Linked DNA regions of Homo sapiens: region 1 is linked to region 2. A link is a loop called in an ENCODE intact Hi-C map of the cell type or tissue named here. Cell type or tissue: endothelial cell of umbilical vein. All regions are shown on one strand. Links, peaks and the distances in the headings refer to the core of each region. The heading gives the core; the rest is flanking DNA. Region 1 overlaps LRRC4B (leucine rich repeat containing 4B). Region 2 holds the start of NAPSA (napsin A aspartic peptidase).

Evidence for each region. Hi-C counts contacts between places; a loop is a spot of excess contacts. Peaks named below come from ENCODE experiments on the same cell type or tissue, not always from the same donor. Only the 100,000 strongest peaks of a DNase experiment are listed, where the experiment ranks them.
Region 1: a loop joins it to region 2, with 10 times the contacts of the local background. A loop is called at or near these places in 4 of 110 quality-filtered maps.

Annotation. Positions count from the first base shown.
Region 1 is chr19:50,534,436-50,542,435 of GRCh38, forward strand. All of the region lies in intron 2 of LRRC4B (leucine rich repeat containing 4B), which reads right to left. It overlaps LOC124904747 (a long non-coding RNA gene), which reads left to right. Exons shown (of 3, transcript XR_007067300.1): 3 at 1-396. Among named protein-coding and RNA genes, the nearest start is that of ASPDH, 25 kb to the left of the region's middle. RefSeq lists an enhancer at 217-306. In endothelial cell of umbilical vein, for the core only: a CTCF peak has its summit at 3,460 (motif pointing right); a DNase peak (open chromatin) is centred at 3,436.
Region 2 is chr19:50,364,586-50,373,453 of GRCh38, forward strand. It overlaps NAPSA (napsin A aspartic peptidase), which reads right to left and starts at 1,054. Exons shown (of 9, transcript NM_004851.3): 1 at 954-1,054. The coding sequence starts at 1,036. It overlaps LOC105372437 (a long non-coding RNA gene), which reads left to right. Exons shown (of 4, transcript XR_007067299.1): 4 at 8,286-8,791. RefSeq lists enhancers at 1,255-1,404, 4,198-4,257. In endothelial cell of umbilical vein, for the core only: a CTCF peak has its summit at 4,162 (motif pointing right); DNase peaks (open chromatin) are centred at 4,216 and 4,776; H3K4me3 peaks cover 620 bases; H3K27ac peaks cover 333 bases.

The DNA.
Region 1 (8,000 bases), core at 1-8,000, 170 kb after region 2:
GACGAAGATGTTGACATTTTGTCCTACAGTAGAGGACCTAGGCCTGGGGCCACCTCTGACAGCCACATAGCTGCCCACACTTCCAAGTTCCCTGGATCTTCAGCCCCCATCTGCTGAGCCCACCTCCACCTATGCTGGGCTCTGGGACAGATCTCAATGATGCAGATGTGAATCCGGCAAAGGGACGTGGCCCCCATCAATGACTGCCTTCTAACCCCGATGGGGACTTTCCTTTTATCCTGCAACTTGGCCTGTGTAGGGGGACTTTCCACTTTGGTTGTGGTAGGTAAATATTACTAAAGCTGAAAAAAATCCCACTGAGATCTGTTGGGGTTTTTAAGAAAATAAATTGTGAAGAAATTCCTTATTAAAAATGTAACTGTGGTAAGAAAACAATTAAGTGAACTGTTCATCTTAACATTATAAATTGTATTTATTTATATTTATTTATTTATTTGAGACAGAGTCTTGCTCTGTCACCAGGCTGGAGTGCAGCGATCTCAGCTCACTGCAACCTCTGCCTCCCGGGTTCAAGTGATTCTCCTGCCTCAGCCTCCCGAGTAGCTGGGATTACAGGCGCCTGCCACCACACCCAGCTAATTGTTTGTATTTTTAGTAGAGACAGGGTTTCACTGTGTTAGCCAGGATGGTCTCGATCTCCTGACCTCATGATCTGCCCGCCTTGGCCTCCCAAAGTGCTGGGATTACAGGCGTGACCCACCACGCCCGGCCTGTTTATTTATTTATTTATTTTTAAGACAGGATCTTGCTCTATTGCTCAGGCTGGAGTGCAGTGGCATGATTTCAGCTCACTGCAGCCTCCGCCTCCTGGGTTCAAGTGATTCTCCCACCTTAGCCTCCTGAGTAGCTGGGATTGCAGGTGCAAACAACCACACCAGGCTAATTTTTGTATTTTAGTAGAGACAAGGTTTCACCAAGTTGGCCGGGCTGGTCTCCAACTCCTGACCTCAGGTGATCTGCCTGCCTCTGCCTCCCAGAGTGCTGGGATTACAGACGTGAACCACTGCACTCGGCCTGTTTTTATGTTTTGAATATAATGAGTCAATCACAAAAGTTTAGCAAGCTTACTGTTGTTTGTGTGTGTGTGTTAATTTTTTTACATTCAGATTTTAAAAACCGTTATTTGTCACATCAACTGTCTTTATGATGACTTCTCATATTTCTTGCTTGTCCCTGAGACAAGGAACTTGTGCCTCCCTCTCCAACAGGGACTTCCCTGATGCCATGACTGGCAGCACTGCAGGGGCCGTTGTGGGCCCCTGATTCTCACACTGACCCGGCTCAGGCCTAGACGTCCCTGTCTCCCTCCTCCCATTCATCCTCCTGGGAGTGGCCTCCTGAGCCCTTCTGGGACCAGGCCCTGGCCTGGGTGGAAAGTCTGGCTGGATGGCTACCCGCCTCCCACCCTTCCCCACCACCAGGAGCCCAGAGAGGCATCTGAACCTGGGTGTAAACAACAAGGGGATGAGATCTATATCAGAGGCATGTGCAAGACCAAGCAAGGCAGCAGGACTTTGCCTAAGGCACCTGCGGGTGGGGTGGGAGAGTGGGGTTAAGCTGAGGCACAGGCCATGGGCCTACACCGCTTCCTGGGCAGCCTTCCCTGGCCTCCCCTCACTATGTTCAGCTCAGCAGCCCCCCGCCAGCTCGTGCACGCTGCTACTGGACTTGTTTACCTTCCTTTTTTTTTTTTTTATGATGGAGTCTCGCTCTGTCGCCCAGGCTGGAGTGCAATAGCATGATCTCAGCTCACTGCAACCTTCGCCTCCCAGGTTCAAGCGATTCTCCTGCCTCACCCTCCCGAGTATCTGGGATTACAGTAACACATCACCACACCTGGCTAATTTTTGTATTTTTAGTAGAGATGGGGTTTCACTACGTTGGTCAGGCTGGTCTCAAGCTCCTGACCTCAAGTGAGCACCCGCCTCAGCCTCCCGAAGTGCTAGGATTACAGGCGTGAGCCACTGTGCCCGGATGAGACTTGCCGACTTTCTGAACGACCTCTTTCTGCACGCAGTGTCGAGAGGGCAGGGATCTCTGTATGTCCTGCTCTCTGGGCCTCGGGTGGTGCCTGGCACACACTAGGTGCTCAATAAACAAATCAGGGCTGCACTGAATGCTGCAGATGGATTAGCCGGGGCTGTTCAGACACAGGAGGGACAGCCCATGCAGGGAGAAAGATGCACGGGTCTCAGCTCAGCTCCTAGACTCGCCACGGGGTGGTGACGAGACCACGGCATCCTTGTGAGGATTAAACTGTCTCGATATCTGTAAGCCATGGAGAAGAGCGCCTGGCACAGGGCAAGCACATCTGTCTGTGACTATTTAAAGGCAGGGCAAGTTTCTGGAAGGGTGGGAAGGAAGGGGCTGGGGTAGCTTCTGGTGCCCAGTAGAGGGTGCCCCTGAGCTTGGTGTAGCTGGGAGCGCCAGGCATACTCATCCTGATCTGAGATGGGGACAGGGTGGCTTGCAGAAAGGTGTCCCCTAGGAGGAGTTGGTGTGGCGACTCCAGCTGGGTGTGGTGGCAGGGGTGTGTGGGTACAGGCTACATCTGGGAGGCTAGGAAGAAGCTGGGGCTTCCAGATGAGCAAGGACAAGGCCAGAGCCAGGCTGGGCTGTGGGGATGTAGACTGGGACTCAGTGGCAGTTCTGAGACTGAGTCACCAGGGTGCAGCGCCAGGGATAGCTACGAATTAGGAAGCATTACGAATCGCGTTGAAAAAACCAAGTTCTGCAGCCAGCCTGCCTGGGCCGAGTCCCAGCTCCGTTACTAACCATGGGACCAGGACCGTTTGCAAGTGTCTTAACTCTCCTATGCCTCAGTTTCCTCATCTGTAACATGAGAAGAATAGGACCTACTCAGGGGGCTGTCGTGAGGCTGAAATTCACTGACCCTGTAAAGGGCTTGGAGCAATGCTGGGGGCCCGACTGACATTCTCCCGCCCACCCTCGCTGAGCTGTAGAAATAATTGGTCTATTTTCTAGACGAGAAGGCAGGCTCAGAGAGGTGACTCAACGCCTTAGCGTCATTCGTGGAGGGGAGAACGCGGGTCTTGTGCCTCTCAGGACTCGCAGGCTGCTCAACAGAGATGTGGGACTGATACTCCCACCCAGCAGCCTGTCCCGAGGCTCAGGGGCCATGTGGCTTTGCAGGACGCCAAGCAATTCTACGCCTTTGTCAATTTAACTTTAACAGGTGTGAGCCACCGCGCCCGGCCGACTGTTCTTTTCTGTAAGTGTGCTGTGAGTCATCATGAGAAAAAGTTAAGAAGAAACTGACAAAGTATGGGAAATCCTATTTGAAAAGGGTAGAAACTGAGGCTCGGAGTGGTGACAAGGATTATGTGGGCCCCGAGATGGCGCTGCTGAGGGAATGAAGAGGATAACTCAGCTGGAATGAGAGCCAGGGAGGCCGCAGTTAGACACGAAGTCTCAGCAGCCCGGGAACGGACGGCAGAGGGCGCACTGCTCCCTCCTATCCAGAGGACCTCCTGGCTGCTGGTCGCAGGCCCGCGGCTGGGGAATGTCCCAGTTGACCTCAAGAGAGGTCAGCTCCTAGATTCCCCTCTACAGATCCTCCCTTCCGCCATTTTCTTTCTTTCTTTCTTTTTTGCCTTTTTTGAGATGGAGTCTCTCTCTGTTGCCCAGGCTGGAGTGCAGTGGCACAATCTCAGCTCACTGCAACCTACCTCTGCCTCCGGGTTCAAGTGATTCTCCTGCCTCAGCCTCCTGAGTAGCTAGTACTACAGGCACGCACTACCACTCCCAGATAATTTTTGTATTTTTGGTAGAGACGGGGTTTCGCCATGTTGGCCAGGCTAGTTTCCAATTCCTGACCTCAGGTGATCCAACCGCCTCGGCCTCCCGAAGTGGTGGGATTACAGGCGCGAGCCACCGCGCCCGGCCCTCCCACCGTTTTCTTCCTTAAAGGGCTCTAACTGGGAAAAGTCTGTCCAATCAAAAGCTCCATGTTTCATGCCCCTGGAGGGATCAGCCGCCTGGAAAATGCGAACTAGTGGGTAATTTAAAAGCTATTCTTGGTATTTGCCTTGATAATGCACTATGGCCGGGGTTTTTATTTGGTTAGTTTGGGTTTTGTCTTGTTTTTTTTTTTTTTTTTTTTTTTTTTTGAGACAGAGTCTTGCTCTGCCACCTAGGCTGGAGTCCAGTGGCAAAATCACAGCTCACTGCAGCCTCTGCCTCCTGGCCTCATGCAATCTTCCCACCTCAGCCTCCCAGGGATCTGGGACTACAGGTGCGTGCCACCACACCTGGCTAATTTTTGTATTTTTAGTAGAGATGGGGTCTTGCTATGTTGCCCAGGCTGGTTTCAAACTCCTGAGCTCAAGCGATCCACCTGCCTTGGCCTCCCAAAGTGCTGGGATTACAGGTGTGAGCCACCGTGCTGGGATTACAGGTGCGAGCCACCGCACGCCGCCTTTTTTTTTTCAAGACGGATTCTTGCTTTGTCGCCAGGCTGGAGTGCAGTGGCACGATCTCGGCTCACTACCACCTCTGCATCCTGGGTTCAAGCGATTCTCCTGCCTCAGCCTCCCAAGTAGCCAGGTGCCCGCCACCACACCCGGCTAATTTTTGTATTTTTAGTAGAGACAGGGTTTCACCATGTTGGCCAGGATGGTCTCGAACTCCTGACCTTGTGATCCACCTGCCTTGGCTTCCCAAAGTGCTGGGATTACAGGCGTGAGCCACCGTGCCCGGCCAGGTTTTGTTTTTTGTTTTTGCAACAGAATTACCATCCTGTAGCTGCCCCACTTTGGCTGTCTGGGCCTGGCTTCTCCACACTGACTCTCAGGGTGGGACAGACATATATACCTTCTGAGGCACATGGCAAGCCCATGGGGGCTACAGCTTGCTGGGCGACCTTGGATAAGTCACTCAGAGCCTGTGCCTCCATTTCCACGTCCATAAGATGGGAGAAGTCATCCTGCCCTCACAGGAATAAATGGGGTTAGATGAGCGCTCCCTGACCCCCTGCTCCAGATAAATGCTTTGAAATTTTTGTTTCTTTTTCCTCATTTAGGAAAAGGTGAGCAAATTCCAGTATAGCCTTTTTTTTTTCTTTCCAGCTTGCATAGGATTTTATACTTAGTATTTTTAAAGCTTAATTTGTTCTGATTATAAAAGTTATTGGCTGGGTGTGGTGGCTCACACATGTAATCCCAGCACTTTGGGAGGCCGAGGCAGGTGGATCACAAGGTCAGGAGTTCGAGACCAGCCTGGCCAGCATGGTGAAACCCCGTCTCTACCAAAAATACAAAAATCAGCAGGGCGTGGTGGCAGGTGCCTGTAGTCCCAGCTACTCGGGAGGCTGAGGCAGGAGAATTGCTTGAACCCGAGAGGTGGAAGTTGCAGTGAACCGAGATCGCGCCACTGCACTCCAGCCTGGGGGACAGTGCGAGACTCCATCTCAAAAAAAAAAAAAAAAGTTATTAAATGCTCTCACTGAAGAAAATCTAGAGAATAAAGAAAACATAAAGAAGAAATTAAATATCCCTGTAATACTAATGCAAAGAGAAAAGACCCTGTTGACCTTCCTGGGTGTTTCTCGGTCTTTTAAAATATATTGCTTAAGTTTTAAAAGTGAATTGGAGATCCTATTCACATTCTTTGAAAGCTCAGTATTACGTTTTGAGCATTTCCCCATGTCATCCACTATTATTTGAAACTCTGTTTTAAATAGCTGCATAATATTCCATTGTAATGGGCACAGTGATTCATTGAACCCAGGGGTCCGCAACCCCTAGGCCACAGACCGGTACTGGTGGGTGGCCTGTTAGGAACCAGGCTGCACAGAAGGAGGTGAGCAGCAGGCGAGCGAGCATTACTGTCTGAGCTCTGCCTCCTATCAGATCACTGGCGGCATTACATTCTCTTTTATTTAAATTACAAAAAAATTTTTTTTTGAGACAGAGTCTTGCTCTGTTGCCTAGGCTGGAGTGCAGTGGCACGATCTCAGCACACTACAACCTCCGCCTCTCGGGTTCAAGTGATTCTCCTGCCTCCTGAGTATCTGGGATTACAGACACCTGCCACCATGCCTGGGTTATTTTTGTATTTTTAGTAGAGACAGGTTTTGCCGTGTTGGCCAGGCTGGTCTCGAACTCGTGACCTCAGGTGATCCACCCACCTCAGCCTCCCAAAGCACTGGGGTTACAGGCGTGAGGCACCACGCTCGGCCAGCATTAGATTCTCATAGGAACGTGAACCCTATTGTGAACTGTGCAGGCGAGGGATTTCGTTTACTTGCTCCTTATGAGAATCTAATGCCTGATGATCCATCACTGTCTCCCATCACCCCCAGATGGGACCATCTAGTTGCAGGAAAACAAGCTCAGGGCTCCCACTGATTCTACATTATAGTGAGTAGTATAATTATTTTATTATACATTACGATGTAATAATAATAATAGAAATAAAGTGCACCGGCCGGGCGTGGTGGCTCACGCCTGTAATCCCAGCACTTTGGGAGGCCAAAGCAGGCGGATCATGAGGTCAGGAGATCGAGACCATCCTGGCTAACATGGTGAAACCCTATCTCTACTAAAAATACAAAAAAAGTAGCCGGGCGTGCTGGTGGGTGCCTGTAGTCCCAGCTACTCGGGAGGCTGAAGCAGGAGAATGGCGTGAACCCGGGAGGCGGAGCTTGCAGTGAGCCGAGATGGCGCTACTGCACTCCAGCCTGGGCGAAAATGAGAGGCTCTGTCTCAAAAAAAAAAAGAAAAGAAAAGAAAAGAAAAATTAGCCGCTCACAGTGGGGTGTGCCTGTAATCCCAGCTACTCGGGAGGCTGAGGCAGGAGAATCGCTTGAACCTGGGAGGCGGAGGTTGCAGTGAGCCAAGATTGCACCACTGCACTCCAGCCTGGTGACAGAGTGAAGCAAGACTCTATCTCAAAAAAAAAAAAAAAAGAAAAAGAAAAAGCAATGCACCATAAATGTAATGCCAAAACCATCTCCTCGACACCCCAGTCCATGGAAAAATTATCTTCCATGAAACCAGTCCCTGGTGCCAAAAGGGTTGGGGACCGCTGATGTAACCAGTCCCTTGTCAGCAGGAGTTGAGGCTACTTCTAAACGTTGGTAGTCGGGCCATCCTTAAACACAACTCTTTGAAGCCCCTCTAATAATTTCCTTAGGATGGATTGGTTTGTTCCTTAAGCTGGAACCACACTTGCTTGCCATACAACCTCATAGCCGGCCCCAGGAGGGACCCAGAGCCGCCCGCTAAAAGCCTTGGGTGGATTCAGTGGTACTTTGTTAAATTAAGTACATGAATATCCTACGGCCCGGCAATTCCCTCTGGGTATATATTCCACAGAAATGATCATGCAGCTCCCAGAGGGGTCCTGAGGGAGGATTTGCGGTGGGGCAGCTAGAAGCCTCCGGGACGTCCAGTCTCATCAGGAAGCAGTGGGGGACTTGGCAGATGGACGGGGGTGGGTGCCCATCAATTCTGTAGCAGCAACAGCAGCAGAGTGGACACACACAGCAATATGAACCACTCTCAGAAACACAGGCCGAGCGAACACAGTGAGACAAAGACAGCGATCTTAACGCAGCTTCATCTGCATAAATTAAGAATACGTGTACGCAAAGCAACAATACCCATTTTGCAAGAACACACACAAGCAAAAAATCCACAGTAAACACATTAGGAGGACTTTCTGTGGGGAGAGGGTAAGGCGGGGATATGAGGATAAAAGGGAGGGAAGGAGGAAGGAGCCAGTCCGGTGAGGACCAGGTACCTGACTGAGGAGCGAGGAGTGGACAGGCTGGGCCCAGCCGAGGTGGTGCACCTTCCCCCCAGGTCCCGAGGAGATGGAGGCGAAGATCTGCACCCGGTCTTCTCCCAGGGGGCCAGGGCATGTGAGCTGCGGGGAGGCAGTCTCCTGGCCTCTGCCTTAAAAGGCATTTCCTGAGGCTCCAGGCTTGCAGGCCCCACCAATCTCAAAAAACAGTG
Region 2 (8,868 bases), core at 329-8,328:
GCCTGGGCAACAGAGTGAGACTCAGTCTCAAAAAAAAAAAAAAAAAAAAAGTCCTGAGAGGAGGGGGAGGGGTCCTCAATCTAGAGTCTCAGTGTTGTAAGATCTGGGACTTAAAAGGGCTCTGGGACCGGACGCGGGGGCTCACAGCTGTAACCACAGCACTTTTGGAGGCTGAGGCGGAAAGATCACTTGAGGTCAGGAGTTCAAGACAGCCTGGCAAACATGGCGAAACCCCATCTCTACTAAAAATACAAAAATTAGCCGGGCGTGGTGGCATGTGCCTGTAGTCCCAGCTACTTGGGAGGCTGAGGCAGGAGAATCACTTGAACCCGGGAGGCAGAGGTTGCAGTGAGCTGAGATCGCCCCACTGCACTCCAGCCTGGGTAACAGAGCAAGACTCTGTCTCAAATAATAATAATAATAATAAATAATAATAATAATAATAATAATAATAAAAGGGCTCTGGTCAGCCAGGCGCGGTGGCTCACGCCTGTAATCCCAGCACTTTGGGAGGCCGAGGTGAGCGGATCACGAGGTCAGGGGTTCCAGACCAGCCTGGCCAACATGGTGAAACCCCGTCTCTACTAAAAATACAAAAATTAGCTGAGCATGGTGGCGCGAGCCTGTAATCCCAGCTACTTGGGAAGCTGAGGCAGGAGAATCGCTTGAACCCAGGAGGCAGAGGTTTCAGTGAGCTGAGATCATGCCATTGCACTCCAGCCTGGGCAACAGAGTGAGACTCCATCTCAAAAAAAAGAAATCTGGTCTTAAGAGATGTCAGAGTGGAGCCCTTAGGGGTGACAGCCTGGTTTAGAGATCTGGAAAGCTGAGAAAGAAGCTCTAGGGATCCTGGGTGCCAAGTTTGGGGATCACTGAACTGGGAGTCCTAGACTTAAAGGGCAAGAGGCAGAAAATCCCTCCTAAGGTTGGGGTGGTAGATGGGGTCACCATACCGGATCAGTGTGGCCCCGGAAGGCTCCACATTCAGCAGAGGCAGCAGCAGCAGCAGGGGTTGCAGCAGCGGTGGTGGAGACATCGCTGGGGACCTGGGTGTGAACCCAGGTGTCCTGGGGCCTCATTTTCTTTCCCCTGTGACTCCACCCTGTTCATGCCCCACCTCCAGGTTTAGAAGGAGACCAGGACATGAAATCTGTCCGCAGGTGACGCAGTGGGACAAGGATGTTTTTTGAAGATTTGTGCAGAGTATTTTTGTAGGGTTGGCAGAAGTAGCATCCTGTGCTCCTGGTGCTCCTCACTCCCTACTTGGGTGGCAGTGGTGGTGGGGTCTCCTCCACCGTCACCACCTCCCACCCCCCCATCCTTCAGCTGCTGTCAGTTTTACTTTTAACTTTCACATAACTTTTCTGAGACTTATTAACCACAAGTGTTTCCTTGGCCAAGTGGGAGAGACCAGCAGGTATCTGTGAAGGGCCTGGGGGAAGGGAGAAAGGACATGATTAGACACCTGCCCTCACATATGAAGTGGGCCCGCATTTCAGGACCCAGTCTCTTACTGTTTTATTTGTAGGTGAAGTATGTTTCTTGTTGACAACAGATCATTGGGTATTGTTTTTTGTTTGTTTGTTTTTGTTTTTGTTTTTTGGTTTTTTTTTTTTTGAGACCGAGTTTCACTCTTGTTGCCCAGGCTGGGATTACAGGCATGCGCAACCACGCCCCACTAATTTTGTAGTTTTAGTAGAGACAGGGTTTCTCCATGTTGGTCAGGCTGGTCTAGAACTCCCGACCTCAGGTGATCCGCCCGCCTCAGCCTCCTAAAGTGCTGGGATTACAGGCGTGAGCCACTGCACCCAGCTGATTCTCAATTATTTCAATCTCTTTGTTAAATTTATGTGATGGAATCTGAATTCCTTCTGTGTGTTAGCTTGAATTTCTTTGAGTTTCCTCAAAACAGCTATTTTAAATTCTCTGTCGGAAAGGTCACATATCTCTGTTTCTTCAAGGATTGGTCCTTGGTGGCTTATTTGATTTGTTTGGTAAGGTCATTTATTCTGGATGGCCTTGATGCTTATAGATGTTCATTGGTGGCTGGGCATTGATGAGTTATTTATTTATTTATTTATTTATTTATTTATTTATTTATTTAGATGGAGTTTTGCTCTTGTTGCCCAAGCTGCAGTGCAATGGTGTGATCTCAGCTCACTGCAACCTCTGCCTCCCAGGTGCAAGTAATTCTGCCTCAGCCTCCCGAGTAGCTGGGACTACAGGCACCCGATACCACCCTGGCTAAATTTTTTTTTTTTTTTTGAGATGGAGTTTCACTCTTATTGCCTAGGCTGGAGTGTAATGGCGCCATCTTGGCTCACTGCAACCTCTGCCTCCTGAGTTCAAGCGATTGTCCTGTCTCAGCCTCCCAAGTAGCTGGGATTATAGGCGCATGCCAGCTAGTTTTTGTATTTTTAGTAAAGACAGGGTTTCATCATATTGGTCAGGCTGGTCTCGAACTCCTGACCTCAGGTGATCCACCTGCCTCGGCCTCCCAAAGTGCTGGGATTACAGGCATGAGCCACCGCACCCAGCCTACACCCAGCTAATTTTTGTATTTTTAGAAGAGACAGGGTTTCACCATGTTGTCTAGCCTGGTCTCAAACTCCTGACCTCAGGTGATCTTCCTGCTTCAGCCTCCCAAAATGCTGGGATTAGACATGAGCCACCATGCCTGGCCATGTTAGGTATTTATTGTAGTCTTTGCAGACAAGGCTTGTTTGTACCTGTCCTTTTTGGGGAGGCTTTCCAGGTATTCAAAAGTACTTGGGTGTTGTGATCTAAGCCATGTCTGCATTAGGGGGCTCCCCAAGCCCATTAATGCTGTGGTTCTTGCAAACTCATAGAGGTACTATCTTAGTGGTCTTAGATAAGATCCAGAAGATTTATCTGGATTACCAGGCAGAGACTCTTGCTCTCTTCCCTTGCTTTCTCTCAAACAGAGTCAGTCTCTCTCTCTCCCTCTCTCTCTCTCTCTCTCTCTCTCTCTCTCTGTCTCTGTCTCTCTCTCTCTGCTGAGCTACCTGGAGCTGGGAGTGGGGTGACACAAACACCCCATGCCTACTATCACTGGGATTGCGCTGGGTCCTGCCCATGGCCTCCTGTAACCACGACCTACCTGCCTACTGCTTATGTTTGCTCAAGGCCCTTGGGCTCTAAAACTAGCAGGTTCCAAAGGCAGCCATGCTTGCATCCTTCCCTTCAGGGCATCAAGTTACCTCAGGTCCCAGGTGGGTCCAGAGATACAGTCAGTGAGCCAGGGACTGGAGTCAAAACCCTTAGAAATCGGCTGGATGCGGTAACTCATGCCTGTAATCCCAGCACTTTAGGAGGCTGAGGCAGGCGGATCACTTGAGGTCAGGAGTTCGAGGCCAGTCTGGCCAACATGGTGAAACCCTGTCTCTACTAAAAATACAAAAATTAGCCAGGCGTGGTGGTCAGCGCCTGTAATCCCAGCTACTCGGAAGGCCGAGGCAGGAGAATCACTTGAACCTGGGAGGCGGAAGTTGCAGTGAGCCAAGATCGCGCTGCTACACTCCAGTCTGGGCGACAGAGCAAGACTCCCTCTCAAAAAAAAAAAAAAAAAAAAAAGAAACAAAAGAAAGGCTAGGTGCGGTGGGGGTGCGTTTGGGAGGCTGGGGGTGTCATCCCAGCCCTTTGGAAGGCTGAGGCAGGAGGATCGCTTGCGCCTGGGAGTTGGAGACCAGCCTGGGCAACAAAGGGAGACCCTGTCTGTACAAAAAAAATGTAAAAATTATCTGGGCGTAATGGCACACTCCTGTAGTCCCAGCTACTGGGGAAGGTGAGGCTGGAGGATAACTTGAGCCTAGGAGGCTGAAGCTGCAGTGAGCCGTCATCACGCCACTGCACTCCATCCCAGGTGACAGAGTGAGACACTGTCTCAACAGAAATAAATAAATACATAAATAATGGTAAAGATCCACTTTGTGCACTCCTTGCTCTGGGGGATTTTCCTGAAGCAGCCGAACGTGTCCCTGATAACTGTCACCACCCCCCTTTGTTTTCTCAGTCAGAGCACTCGATCTGGGCCCCTTCAACTCGCCCCGCACGCTTTCCGTCTGCAGCACCCCATCCAACTGCACCCAAGCGCCCTTAAGTAGTTTGAGAGGCCGTGCCTGCAAATTCCCAATTGGCCACAAGGTGGAGGTGTGGGCCTGTTTTCCCAGCCAAGATTCCCCAGCCGCCACCCGTTTCTAGAGCTGGACCCCTGGAACACCAGGCTCTCTCCAGCTTTCCTGCTTCCGCCCTAGCAGTTCCCACCGCCTGGAATGCCGACTTGCTCGCTCTCTGCACCCCACGGGAAAAGGAGCAGAACAGGCTTCCTCCCTGACTCCCCTGCCCAAGCGTACTGGGAGATCTCCTGCCGAACACGGCCCGGCCAATGGGACCTGGATCTCCCCATGTCTTGTCTCTCAGGGGGTTGTGACCGAGTGGGCCTCCACCATCAGAGGAGCACAGTTTCCAGAATCGCCCAACACAATCTTTCCCGAATCCCCTCAGGAAGTGATTAGGTAAAGGATTGCCAGATTTTTAAACCCGTCATTTTATTTACTAACCTTGTAAGAAAGGAATTATCGCCCACATTTTACCGGGTTGGGGAGGGGCTGCTGCGGTGCAGCAAGATTAAGAGGAGGCAGCCCAGGTGCACTTGGAGGGGAATTGAACCTGGTTCTTGAAGCTGCAGACACCAAGTAATCAGCCCAGATGCCTCGCATCGTCTTTGCCAGGATTACTTTTGCCCCTGTTCCATTGGTGGGAATCTGTCACGTGGTTGCTCCTGGCTGCAAGGACGACCCGGAAATGTAGTCCAGTTGTGTGTCCAAGAGTGGGGGACCCTTTGGGTGACTCTCAGGCACTGTGGGCCACATCAGACCCCACAAGGCCTCAAGTTCGGACCTGCGTTCCCTCTATGATCTTATATCGCACCTTCCCGAGGTCTCGCATTAGTGTTTTTTTTTTTTTTTTTTTTTTTTTTTTGAGGCAGAATCTCGCTCTGTTCAGGCTGGAGTGCAGTGGCTGTGATCTCGGCTCACTGCAACCTCCGAACCCCCAGGTTCAAGCGATTCTCCTGCCAATTTTTGTAATTTTAGTAGGGACGGAGTTTTGCCATGTTGGCCATGCTGGTCTCGAACTCCTGACCTCAGGTGATCTGCCCGCCTTGGCCTCCCAAAGTGTTGGGATTACAGGCATGAGCCACTGCACCTGGCCTACTCAAAATATTAAACATAGGCCGGGCATGGTGGCTTACACGTGTCATCCCAGCACGTTGGCAGGCTGAGGTGGGAGGATTGCTTGAGCCCAGGAGTTCCAGACCAGCCTGGGGAACATAGTGAGTCTGTCTCTACAAAAGAATTACCTGGGCTTGCTAGCGCATGCTTGTAGTCCCAGCTACTCTGGAGACTGAGATGGCAGGATCACTTAGCCCAGGAGGTCGTGGCTGCAGTGAGCTGTGACTACGCCACCCCACTCCAGCCTAGGTAGCAGAGTGAGACACTGTCTCAAAACAAAACAAAACAAAAAGTTAAACATAGAGTTACTGCATGACCCAGCAATCCCACTCCAAGGTGAAATGAAACATATGTCTACACAAAAACTTGTACATGAATGTTCATAGCAGCGTTGCAGCCAAGAATAGAAACATCCCACCTGTCCATTAACTGGCGAATGGGTAGGTAAAAGGTGGTATATCCATACCATGGACTATTACTGTGCCATAAACAGAAATGAAGTACTGATACATTCTACAAAGTAGATGAACCTAGAAAACGTTATGCCCAGTGAGAGATGCCAGTCACAAAGAGCTACATATTCCAACGATCCATTTATAGGAAATGTCTAGAATAGGAAAATTCCATAAAGTCATATAATTTTTTCTTTTTTTGAAACAGAGCCTTGCTTTGTCACCCAGGCTGGAGAGCAGTGGTACCATTATGGCTCACTGCAACCTCAACCTCCTGGGCACAAGTGATCCTCCCATCTCAGCCTCCTGAGTAGCTGGGACAAGAGGCATTCGCTACCCTGCATGGCTTAGTTTTTAATTTTTTGTAGAGATGGGGGTGGGGGTGTCTCCCTATGTTGCCCAGATTGGTCTCAAACTCCTGGGCTCAAACAATCCTCCAGCATTGGCCTCCCGAAGTGCTGGGGTTACAGGCATGAGCCACCTCACTCAGCCAGATATAGATTAATGGCTGCCTCAAGCTGGAAGAAAAGGGTGGGAGAATTGGGTATAACTGTTTTTTGTTTGTTTGAGATGGAGTCTAGGTCTGTTGCCAGGCTGGAGGGTAGTGGCGTGATCTAGGCTCACTGCAACCTCTGCCTCCTGGGTTCAAGCGATTCTCCTGCCTCAGCCTCCTGAGTAGCTGGGATTTCAGGTGCCTGCCACCATACTCGGCTAATTTTTGTATTTTTGTAGCGACGGGGTTTCGCCTTGTTGGCTAGGATGGTCTCAATCTCTTGACCTTGTGATCTGCCCTCCTTGGCCTTCCAAAGTGCTGGGATTACAGGTGTGAGCCACCGTGGCCAACGGGTATATCTGCTTATGGGAATGGGGTTTCTTTGTGGACTGACCAAAATGTTCTAAAATTGGTTATGGTGGTGGTTGCACAACCCGTGAACTTGCTAAAAACCATTAAATTGTACTTGAAAGTGCTGAATTGTTTGGTGTGTGAACCAAATCTCAATAAAGCTATTACCAAAAAAATTAGAGAATATTGGGTTACTTACAAATGAGAACCTTGGTCCACAGCTACCTTCAGACAACAAAACTGCCAGTGACCGAGTGCTTCTGTATGCCAGGCACTGCGCTTCCGGGATCCTCATACCCTTCATAAGAAATAAGAACAAGAGGCCGGGCACGGCAGCACACGCCTGTAATTCCTGCACTTTGAGAGGCCGAGGTGGGTGGATTGCCTGAGGTCGGGAGTTCGAGACCAGCCTGGCCAACATGATGAAACCCTGTCTCTATTAAAAATACAAAAAATTAGCCGGGCGTGGTGGCAGGTGCCTGTAGTCCCAGCTAGTCAGGAGGCTGAGGCAGGAGAATGGCGTGAACCCGGCAGGCAGAGGTTGCAGTGAGCCGAGATCACGCCACTGTACTAGAGTAAACTCTGTCTCAAATAAATAAATAAATAAATAAATAAGAACAAAGCCGGGCGTGGTGGCTCATGCCTGTAATCCCAGCACTTTGGGAGGCTGAGATGAGTGGATCACTTGATGTCAGGAGTTTGAAACCAGCCTGCCCAACATGGTGAAACCCCGTCTCTACTAAAAACACAAAAATTAGCCGGGCATGGTGGTGCGCACCCGTGATCCCAGCTACTCAGGAGGCTGAGGCAGGAGAATAACTTGAACCCGGGAGGCAGAAGTTGCAGTGAACCAAGATTGGGCCACTGCACTCTAGCCTGGGTGACAAGAGCAAAACTCAAAGAAAAAAGGAAGAACGATTTATCCTATTTACCAGTAGGTCAACCGAGACTGAGTGCAATGTGACTCGTCCCAAAAGTGTTGTAATTCCTCTTCAGCCTATTTCAGGACTCTTGCACTTTTCTAACAGTGGAAACTTAGAACTACTTTAACAGCCACAAGAATCAATACAGGCTGGATGAGAGGCTCATGCCTGTAATCCCGGCACCTTGGGAGGCCAAGGTGGGCAGATCGCCTGAGTCCATGAGTTCAAGAACAGCCTAGGCAACGTGGCGAAACCCCATCTCTAACAAAAATGTAAAAACTTAGCTGGGTGTGGTGGCTCATGCCTGCGGTCCCACATACTCTGGAGGCTGAGGTGGGAGGATCACCTGAGCCCAGGAGGTCAGGGCTGCAATAAGCCAAGATGGCACCACTGCACTCCAGCCTGGGCGACAGAGTGAGATCTTATCTTAAAAAAATAAATAAATAAATAAATAAATATAAATACAGTTCCACCATATCAGGCACCTCATTTGAAACCCACCCTGTTTATGCTTTTACCTCATTTAGTCATAAGAGTAAGGCAACAAGGTCATACTCTTGATCCCGGTGGGCTAGGGGAAGTCCCCATATGCTGGTGTGGGACCTCCACCCCAGCCAATGTCCAGGCTCTTGACACCATCTCGGGAAGGAACTTGAGGACAAGTGGGAAAATACTGAAAGTACAAAGATGTATTGCAAAGTGAAAAGTACACACTCAACAAAGAGGAGTACAGGTGGACTCCAGAGAGAGTCTCCTGCAGGGGGGGTTTGGGGCTGCTACCTTAATGGGTTTCTCTCTTTTTGTTTTGAGACAGTCTTGCTCTGTCCCCAGGCTGGAGTGCAGTGGCACGATCTTGGCTCACTGCAACCTCCGCCTCACGGGTTCCAGCGATTCTCCTGCCTCAGTCTCCTGAGTAGCTGGGACTACAGGTATGTACTATGGATTTCTTTAATCAAGGAGTGGAATATTCATGAAGATTCCTAGAAAAAGGAGATTTTTGAGAACTGTGGTGCCACCCACTTTTACACCAAATATGGGTGTTCCTGTAACCGTCCTGGTGCTGGTGGGTGTGTGTTTATGTTAATGAGCATATAACGAGGTCCTAGGTGAGACCTAGGTCATATGTAGGGCCTTGTTGGGTCCAATGTGTCTTAGCCAGGTTGGTCCACACCTAGGGTTTTCAAGAGTCTTATCAGCCCCCACCTGCTGCAACTATTTCAACAGTTTCCTTTTGCTAGTCATGTGAAACTGCTGCCTGGAATTTTCTATTCTCCTGTGACTACCCTGTGTTATTCCTGTCTCGCTTTTTTTTTTTTTTTTTTTTTTTGAGATAGAGTTTCAGTCTGTCGGTAGGCTGGAGTGCAGTGGCGCGATCTCGGCTCACTGCAACCTCTGAC